Linked DNA regions of Homo sapiens: all the other regions are linked to region 1. Evidence: read pairs that join two places in POLR2A ChIA-PET (ENCODE). Cell type or tissue: HepG2. All regions are shown on one strand.

What was found. Peaks named below come from ENCODE experiments on the same cell type or tissue, not always from the same donor. Only the 100,000 strongest peaks of a DNase experiment are listed, where the experiment ranks them.
Region 2: POLR2A ChIA-PET joins it to region 1 with 7 read pairs; 2 of 35 experiments call an interaction of 5 or more read pairs at or near these places.
Region 3: POLR2A ChIA-PET joins it to region 1 with 10 read pairs; 2 of 35 experiments call an interaction of 5 or more read pairs at or near these places.

What each region holds. Positions count from the first base shown.
Region 1 is chr14:89,909,616-89,912,115 of GRCh38, reverse strand. All of the region lies in intron 5 of EFCAB11 (EF-hand calcium binding domain 11), which reads left to right. Among named protein-coding and RNA genes, the nearest start is that of EFCAB11, 44 kb to the left of the region's middle. RefSeq lists enhancers at 1-353, 354-971. In HepG2, no CTCF peak of the experiment used is centred here; DNase peaks (open chromatin) are centred at 355 and 945; H3K4me3 peaks cover 1,689 bases.
Region 2 is chr14:89,338,918-89,341,417 of GRCh38, reverse strand. The region is part of intron 3 of FOXN3 (forkhead box N3); the gene reads left to right. Among named protein-coding and RNA genes, the nearest start is that of FOXN3-AS3, 10 kb to the left of the region's middle. RefSeq lists enhancers at 76-575, 576-1,077, 979-1,273, 1,796-2,065. In HepG2, no CTCF peak of the experiment used is centred here; a DNase peak (open chromatin) is centred at 1,117.
Region 3 is chr14:89,350,461-89,352,960 of GRCh38, reverse strand. FOXN3 (forkhead box N3) reads left to right here. Exons shown (of 6, transcript NM_005197.4): 3 at 2,153-2,289. It overlaps FOXN3-AS3 (FOXN3 antisense RNA 3), which reads right to left. Exons shown (of 2, transcript NR_188029.1): 1 at 2,468-2,500. Among named protein-coding and RNA genes, the nearest start is that of FOXN3-AS3, 1.4 kb to the right of the region's middle. RefSeq lists an enhancer at 1-346 and a silencer at 1,496-1,545. In HepG2, no CTCF peak of the experiment used is centred here; DNase peaks (open chromatin) are centred at 810 and 1,240.

The sequences.
Region 1 (2,500 bases):
CCACTGCCTTCTTTTGTGGACTTCTGGCCATTCTGTTGGCTAAGAAAGCGTGTTCTAGAACAATTCTCTGGATCTAAATCCCTGCTGCATTGCTTATTAGCTGTGAGACCTTTGAAAAGTATCTCAGCTTGCCTTAGTTTCCCCATCTGTAGAGGGAACAGCTATAAAATTAAGATAATGACAGGTTGTTAGGAGGCTTAACAGGGATAATTCATGCAAATTGCTCAGCCCTGTGCCTGGCACAGGACACGTGCTCTGTCAGTGGGGACTGCTGCCGTGGCAGTGGTGGTTTCTATTGCCATGACTACTACAGGCCACAACTGAATGGAGAACTGTGCTCTGACCTAGAGAATAATACTTGGTTGATCTACAGCAATTCTAGCCCCAAAGCCGCAGGACTCTGTTCCCAGCATCCAGGCTCACACAATGATTGCTGGTGCTTTGTTGTGCTTGGGCTACATGGACTTGTTTCATCTCAAGACTGTGGATACTAGGATGGTGGCTGAGAAGTATTTACAGGGGTCTTTTTATCTGCAAATTGAGAAGAGAAGGCTGCTACAGGCAGTCCTTGAAGATGCAAATTTCTCATCTTTGACCTGGATTTGTTTCTTACAAGGAGCTGTGTGCGGAGCACGTTGGGAGGGAGTGGGCTGCCTTTACTTGTCTTGAGGAAGGTTCTCGTGTTTGTCTGCGTAGTCTGAAATAACGTCTGACCTACTGCCTCTCCACCCCCAAACCCCCCTTGTCACTCGGCAGTGCCTGCAGCATTCCTTCAGCCTTTCTGGAATTGAAGTTTTCCTAACTGGTGGCAGAAGCATTCTTTGTTGAAATTCACTCTCCTTGGCAGTTCTCCAGGGCACACGGCAATGCCTATTTATTTGATTTAGCCTTTGTTTGGTTAGCCTTGTATTTTGTCTGTTTTGCTTTGCGAAGTTCTTTTTTCCCCAAATTTTCATGTTTAAATCCCTTGGACTTCACTTCTATTTATTTTACTAGCTTGCTTTAAAATACTGCTAAAAGTTGTTTGCTTTAAGCTCTCACAAAATGAGTAGTCTTGGATTCATTTGTCTGTTTTCTCCAAGCCTGATCCATAGTGTGTGTACTAGGTGCACCTTTGTTAATTATTAAAACAAAATAGACTTTATGGTTTGTACTTTGTACATCCGAATATTATACTACATTGTCTCCAGTTCTCTTTATTTAGCTCTTTGTTTTTTTACCCTGTCCTCCAATCATTAGGCTCATGTTAATTCTAAAGAGATAGAAGTAGCTTAACTTTTCTGAATCTTTTCGTTCTCCCTCCTCTGCCATTCTTCCTGCTTCTTCCCACAATATAAAAACCCGTCCGACTCTCCTGTCTTCCGAGTGAAGCTGGCAACACTCCAAGTGACATGAGTACCCTAAGACACCCATTTTTTTGTAAGTAAACATTCAGTGACGAAACTTAGACCTTCTCTAGACATTTTTATGTATGTATGTATGTATGTATGTATGTATGTATGTATGTATGTATGTATTTGAGACAGATTCTCATTCTGTTGCCCAGGCTGGAGTGCAGTGACACAGTCTCTGCTCACTGCAGTCTCCGCCTCCTGGTTCGAGTGATTCTCATGCCTCAACCTCTCGAGTAGCTAGGATTACAGGTGCCCGCCATCACACCCAGCAAATTTTTGTATTTTTAGTAGAGATAGGGTTTCACCATGTTGGCCAGGCTGGTCTCGAACTCCTGGCCTTAAGTGATCCGCCTGCCTCAGCCTCCCAAAGTGCTGGGATTACAGGCGTGAGCCACTGCACCCGGTCACTAGACATTTTAAATCCTCTCAAGACCCCTGATTGTATGTGTGGCCTTCACCTCACACTTAACGTGGCCAAAATGCACTCCTGCCTTCTCTTTGTCCCCTAATCACTGTAAGAGAGATCTTTCCCTGTGCTCTTTTATTCTCAGGCTTATATCTTTCTTTGTTTTGGAAACACATATTTGTTAGAATCTTCTGCATTGCAGATACTGGGATTGTATGAAAATGAACAAGATAGAAACTGCTCTGCCCTTTAGGAGCTTAGAGTCTAGTTGAGGATGTAGGTGGTTAGAATCCAAGATGGTTAATCCTGAAAGATGACTACAAAGTACTATGGAGAAGAAGAACGCTTGCTGCAGACTGGGGAGGGGGCACCAAGGCTGACATCAGAGAAGTGATAGCCGGCGTGAGACCTGGAGGATGGTCTCCATTTGCCTGACTTCGCCTTAGCCAGGGAAGGAGGGAGGGCATATTCTAGACAGAGTGCATCTGCAGAGGTCAGCGGGAGAGCATGAATAACAGAGTTGTTACGCATAGTTAGCCTACTATCAAATACACCTATTTTTTTCAGTGGGTGGGTGGAACGAGAGATGAATGCAGAGTGATGAGACTGGAGAGATAGGCAGTGCCAGGTGATGAGGGTCTTGTAAGAGTTCAGACTTTATCCTGAGATACCGGGAAGCCATCGAAATGTAGGGAAGTGA
Region 2 (2,500 bases), 570 kb after region 1:
TGTTACTGTTGAAGAACAGGGAATGTGTAACCCGGGAAGAGCACCTTCAGAAGGTTAGCATGCCAGCCATCCTCACCATCAGAGAGGACAGATTTGGACTTGATGGATCGAAGTTATAGAAAGAAGGATTTGGGGTCAAGACAGAACAGCATCTGACAGTGTGCCAGGCACATAACAGAAGCTGGGTAAATGCTAGAGTTGTTGGGTGGGTGGACAGATGAAGGGGATGAAGGTAGAATGAGCTACCCCCAGGGATGCCAGTCGAGGCTAGACAACCAGCTGCCAGGGTCGTCCCAAGATTTAACTCTTACTGGAGAACTGCAGGGTTATCGCTTCCAGCTCTTGAGATGTTGTTTCTGAGTTTCTTGGGCTGCCATGACAGTCGAGGCATATCCCTCTGCAACATGGTGTTTGTAGTTTATAAGGTGGAAATGAAACTTGAGGGAATAGATGCATAGCTTTGTTAGCCAGCAATGAGAGGTCAGGCTCTTCTCTTGAAATTAAGTGCAGATTTCAAGACCGTGATGGGACTAATTCAGTTACTCTTCGTTCTGTGTCATCCAGCTTTTTGATTCATGCCCTACAATTACCTCCCTTGTTTTAGTGACACTTCTTTGCATTTCCTTCCGTGTGAATAAAATGATCACGGCAGTGTTTTGCCAAGCAGAAGATCATTTCCAAAAGCTGTCCATCAAATCATCCCAACCTCCCCCCTATTGTTTATCCACTGAATTGATGAGAATAACACCCACCCTTTGCATAAATCTCCATGGAAGAGCCAAACTGGTGTCCTTGTTTTGTGGAAGCACATGTTCTTGGCCAGAGTCTCTGATCACATTCATAACCTTTTGTTTTTCTTACATAAGGTTCGTGTTGCATTATTTGTCAAAGCATCTCTGAGACTCTGCCATGGATGTGAGAGGTACGGAAAGAGCGTGGGAAGCATCAGAGATTCCACATTAATTCCTAACTTTTGCTGATTTTTAAATCATCTGGAGAAAACCTCCATAAACCATTGAGACACATTAAAAAAAATCCTTATCTTCTCAAATTGAGTTGCTTAATCACCATAGTCCAAGTTGAGACATGTTTCCTGTGTGTTTACTTTTAAATGGAAAGTTTTGGTCAAAGTCTGTTTATGAGCTGCTTATTCCAACATATGTCTCTCTAACACACATCAGTTTCCCCCTTCCCTCAGAACACACGCCCCAACCAGTTTGGGCAGAAGAAAAATGAATGGGAAAAACACATTCAGAGGGGAAAAAACATTACCAAATTTTAGTAGCTTTTTTTACCTCCTTCCCCTGCACCCCCCTTCCTTCTTCTCTTTCCTCTCTCTTTCTCTTTGCAGCTGTGGGTCTTCTGAATGAAAGCTTTTTGTTTGTTTGTTTTAACTGTAAGGAGAGCAGAGTTTCTTATCTTAGGATTCTTCTGAACTGGAAATTGCCCCCCACCCCCAAACCCTCCTATTCTTTTCTACTGATGAGAAACACATCAAGAGATTTCCCTGCATTTCAAGCTTCCCAGCAGAGTCCCGCGTGGGAGGTGGGGGTTCTGGCCTGGCTTTGGTGCATTCACCAGCCCCCAGGCCTCCAGCCCAGGCTTAGCTTCACCTGCATTTGCAGGGGAGTGGCCCCGAATTGGTGCTGCAGATGGGCACAGCGGCTCTGTCACCCTCAGGAGGAGGAGGCCAGTCCGAGGAAACAGTGAGGAAGCAGAGAAATGAAAAAGATCCCACAGTCTGAAGCTCTCAAAGCGTGACTCTGGCTTCCCCGCCTGCCCGATCCTGCCCGCAGTAGAGCAGGAGTCAGAAACTCTGTCCTGGGCCTGTCTCCCATGAGCTTTAGTGCCCCAGAGAGGTCCTTCTGCCTCCCCAGCATTGGAAGGAGCAGGATCCGAGAGAACCACACGCTTGCCCTGGTGCAGACGGGGACTGGAGGGTCTCCATGCTTCCTCCCAGCTCCTGCAGGTTGGCCAATGTCGCAGCAGGCTCAGAGCAGATCTTAGTTAGGTCTAGAAAGAGGCTCAGGTTAGAGCCTCCCTGGGCCACTCACTAGCTGTGTGACCTTGGACATGTTACCTGAAGCCTCTGGTCCCTGAGCCTCTGTTTTGTTACTCATTGTGGCATAAGAATACTTGTCTTAGGCTGGGCGTGGTGGCTCACACCTGTAATCTCAGCACTTTGGGAGGCCGAGGCGGGCAGATCACCTGAGGTCAGGGGTTTGAGACCAGCCTGGCCAACGTGGCAAAACCTCGTCTCTCCTAAAAAGAACAAAAATTAGCTGGGTATGGTGGCAGGCACCTGTAATCCCAGCAACTCACCCAGGAGGCAGAGGTTGCAGTGAGCCGAGATCGCACCGTTGCACTCCAGCCTGGGTAACAAGAGTGAAACTCTGTCTCAAAAACAAACCAACAAAAAGAATACTTGTCTTAAACGAGTGCTTTAGGGATTAAATTAAGTAAAATGATGTACCAAATGCCTAGCCCTTGTGCCTGGCCC
Region 3 (2,500 bases), 560 kb after region 1:
TGGAGTGCAAATGGTGCGATCTCCGCTCGCTGCAGCTTCTGGCTCCTGGGTTCAATCTGCTTAGCTTTTAAATGGTAGCATACATTAATATGGGTATACAAGGGTACAGTAAACAAACACTTAGGTTAGGATTAGGAGAAACCACGTTCTTGGCTTACGGTTATTTCCCTGAGAAGGCCAACCGGTTGTCCTTCATTTCTTTGTCATATTATTTTTGTAGCGTTAAGATTAAATGGTCCCACCCTGAAAGCCACCATGATGAGAACAAAAGCCATTGGGTTTCCAGAATTGAGACAATATCATTGCAGAAATGTTTGGGTCACATGTCAGCCATGGCCCTCAGTGTAGCTATTGCTGGTTTGGAGCCTTGGGTGCAAGGGATCAGAAAGGCAGGTCCCACTGGCCCAGGGCTCCACCGGGAGCCTTTGATGGAATCAGGCCAGACCCCTACTGTTGACAGGATTTGGTGGTTTGTTTTATGTTTTCCAAATTTGGTAGTTACCTGTCTCCTGTCTTTCCCCCCAAACCTCTCCACTCCTTAGCTTTTGGCTTTCTTCTGCACAGCTCTTTTCCAAAGGAAGGGATGAAGCTTCCAGGGCAGATTATTGAGTGGCCCGCCTGATTTACTTGCAAAGTCTCACTGCTCCCCCTGAACTATTCTGGGTTTGAGAATGTGTGCGTGAAAGGAAAAAACACGTAGGAATGTTGAATTTTCCAAAGTTGAAATCTTTCAGGTCTTTAAACATCCGGTTGGTTAAACTGAGAACATTGATGTTTAAGCATAGAGTGTCCAGCCAGACTCTGACCTGTGTCTGGGGTCAGGCCTGCACGTGGGGGTGGGTGACTAGAGTGGTCAGAGGTTCCAGCCCCTGGCTGTGGTTTTGAGCAATTCTCCTATTCTCATTGCACCAGAAAGAGTTAATTCCAGTTGCACGGCTTGCTGATGTTGTTGATAATAAAGTATTTTAATGGGCTCTGTGAATAATGTTTGTAAGGAAACTACTCGGGTGAACTGATGATGAAACACAGATTTTTTTAAACTTTTAAAAAGATTTTAGGAGTAACTTGTTTTTACAGCTCCTTCAGTGGGATTTTCTTGGATTGTCCCCTTCCCCCATGTTAGTTAAACAGCTTCTTGTTTGCTTTCTAAATGTTGGAGGACAACATCAATCTTACTGTTGGCTGAAAGCAGGAGGTGGGCACGGGTTTATGTAATTTAACTTCTTTTCTCTGCAAATCAGTAAATATTTACAAATGACCTTATCAAACAGTTTGGGTACATTCGGTCACTTGAAAGTGTGCGGCCAGAGGAACGATTGCCCGTCGGCCTGCTGCCAGTTCCGGGGGGCCTCAAAGGAAGGACTTACATTTTTAAAAATAGGCTGTCCATAGACCAAACGCTTCACAGGAAGTGGGCCTCACAGGAAGCCTCCCTCTCTCCACAGAACGGTTTTAGAAAATTTGCATTTTAAAGTTTGACTTCTAAAGATTCAACTCTTAATGGCTGGAGTCGATTGCTGGGAACTGAGGAATCCAAAAAATAAATAGTGGATTCTGAGTTGGGCTTTACCATTGCTGCCTGAGTTCTTTTGTTGCTTAGGGAAGGTAATTACAGAATTCTATTCCAAGAGTAAATGTCATTCTTTTGTGAGTAAGCTGGAAAGAAACAAGGGGATTACTTTTCTGTTTTTATAAAATGATCCCGATGTCATATGGTTTTAAAACATAACTAAATTTCTGGAGCAGAGATGGACTTTTGGGGGTGTCTCGGCCCTCTTTTTTTTTTCCCCAAACTTTAGAAATCTGACACAGTTAAATTCATTTTTAGAAGAGAATGCACGTGTTCTTCAATGTTGACGCTGAAAAACAATGAGATTCTCATTTTATTGGTAGTTTGGGTATGAAAATTGTAATATTGTTGTATCACCATAACCTGGTAATAATATGTTCATTTTGCCTATCAAACATAATACAAGTAAGATTGAAGTGCATTTTATGGAGTTCTACTGTCAGTATAATATTTAAGGCTGGCAAACAGTCAACAAATGAGAAGCTTTTAAAAATAAAGAAGTGATAATAGCTATACATCTACTTATTGCAAAGTACTTAATAATTCTCTATTAATGCCTTTGTATTTTAATTTTCTTTGCAGAGTATTGGGAAAGGGTCGTTGTGGTGCATAGACCCAGAGTATAGACAAAATCTAATTCAGGCTTTGAAAAAGACACCTTATCACCCACACCCACACGTGTTCAATACACCTCCCACCTGTCCTCAGGCATATCAAAGGTAAGCAATTCAGACTTCTTTTTTTTGGTCTACTGAAATGGCATTATTTTGGCAGAGACCTGCGCGGAAATTAATTTAATAGGCCGTACGAGATTTTAAAAATAACTGCAGGTAAATGAGAAAGAAATTAAGTATTATTAGGAGGCATATCCACTGTTGTATTTCCTACAAACCTTACCGCTGCTGCAGCGTCAGAGGAATGTGCTTCCAG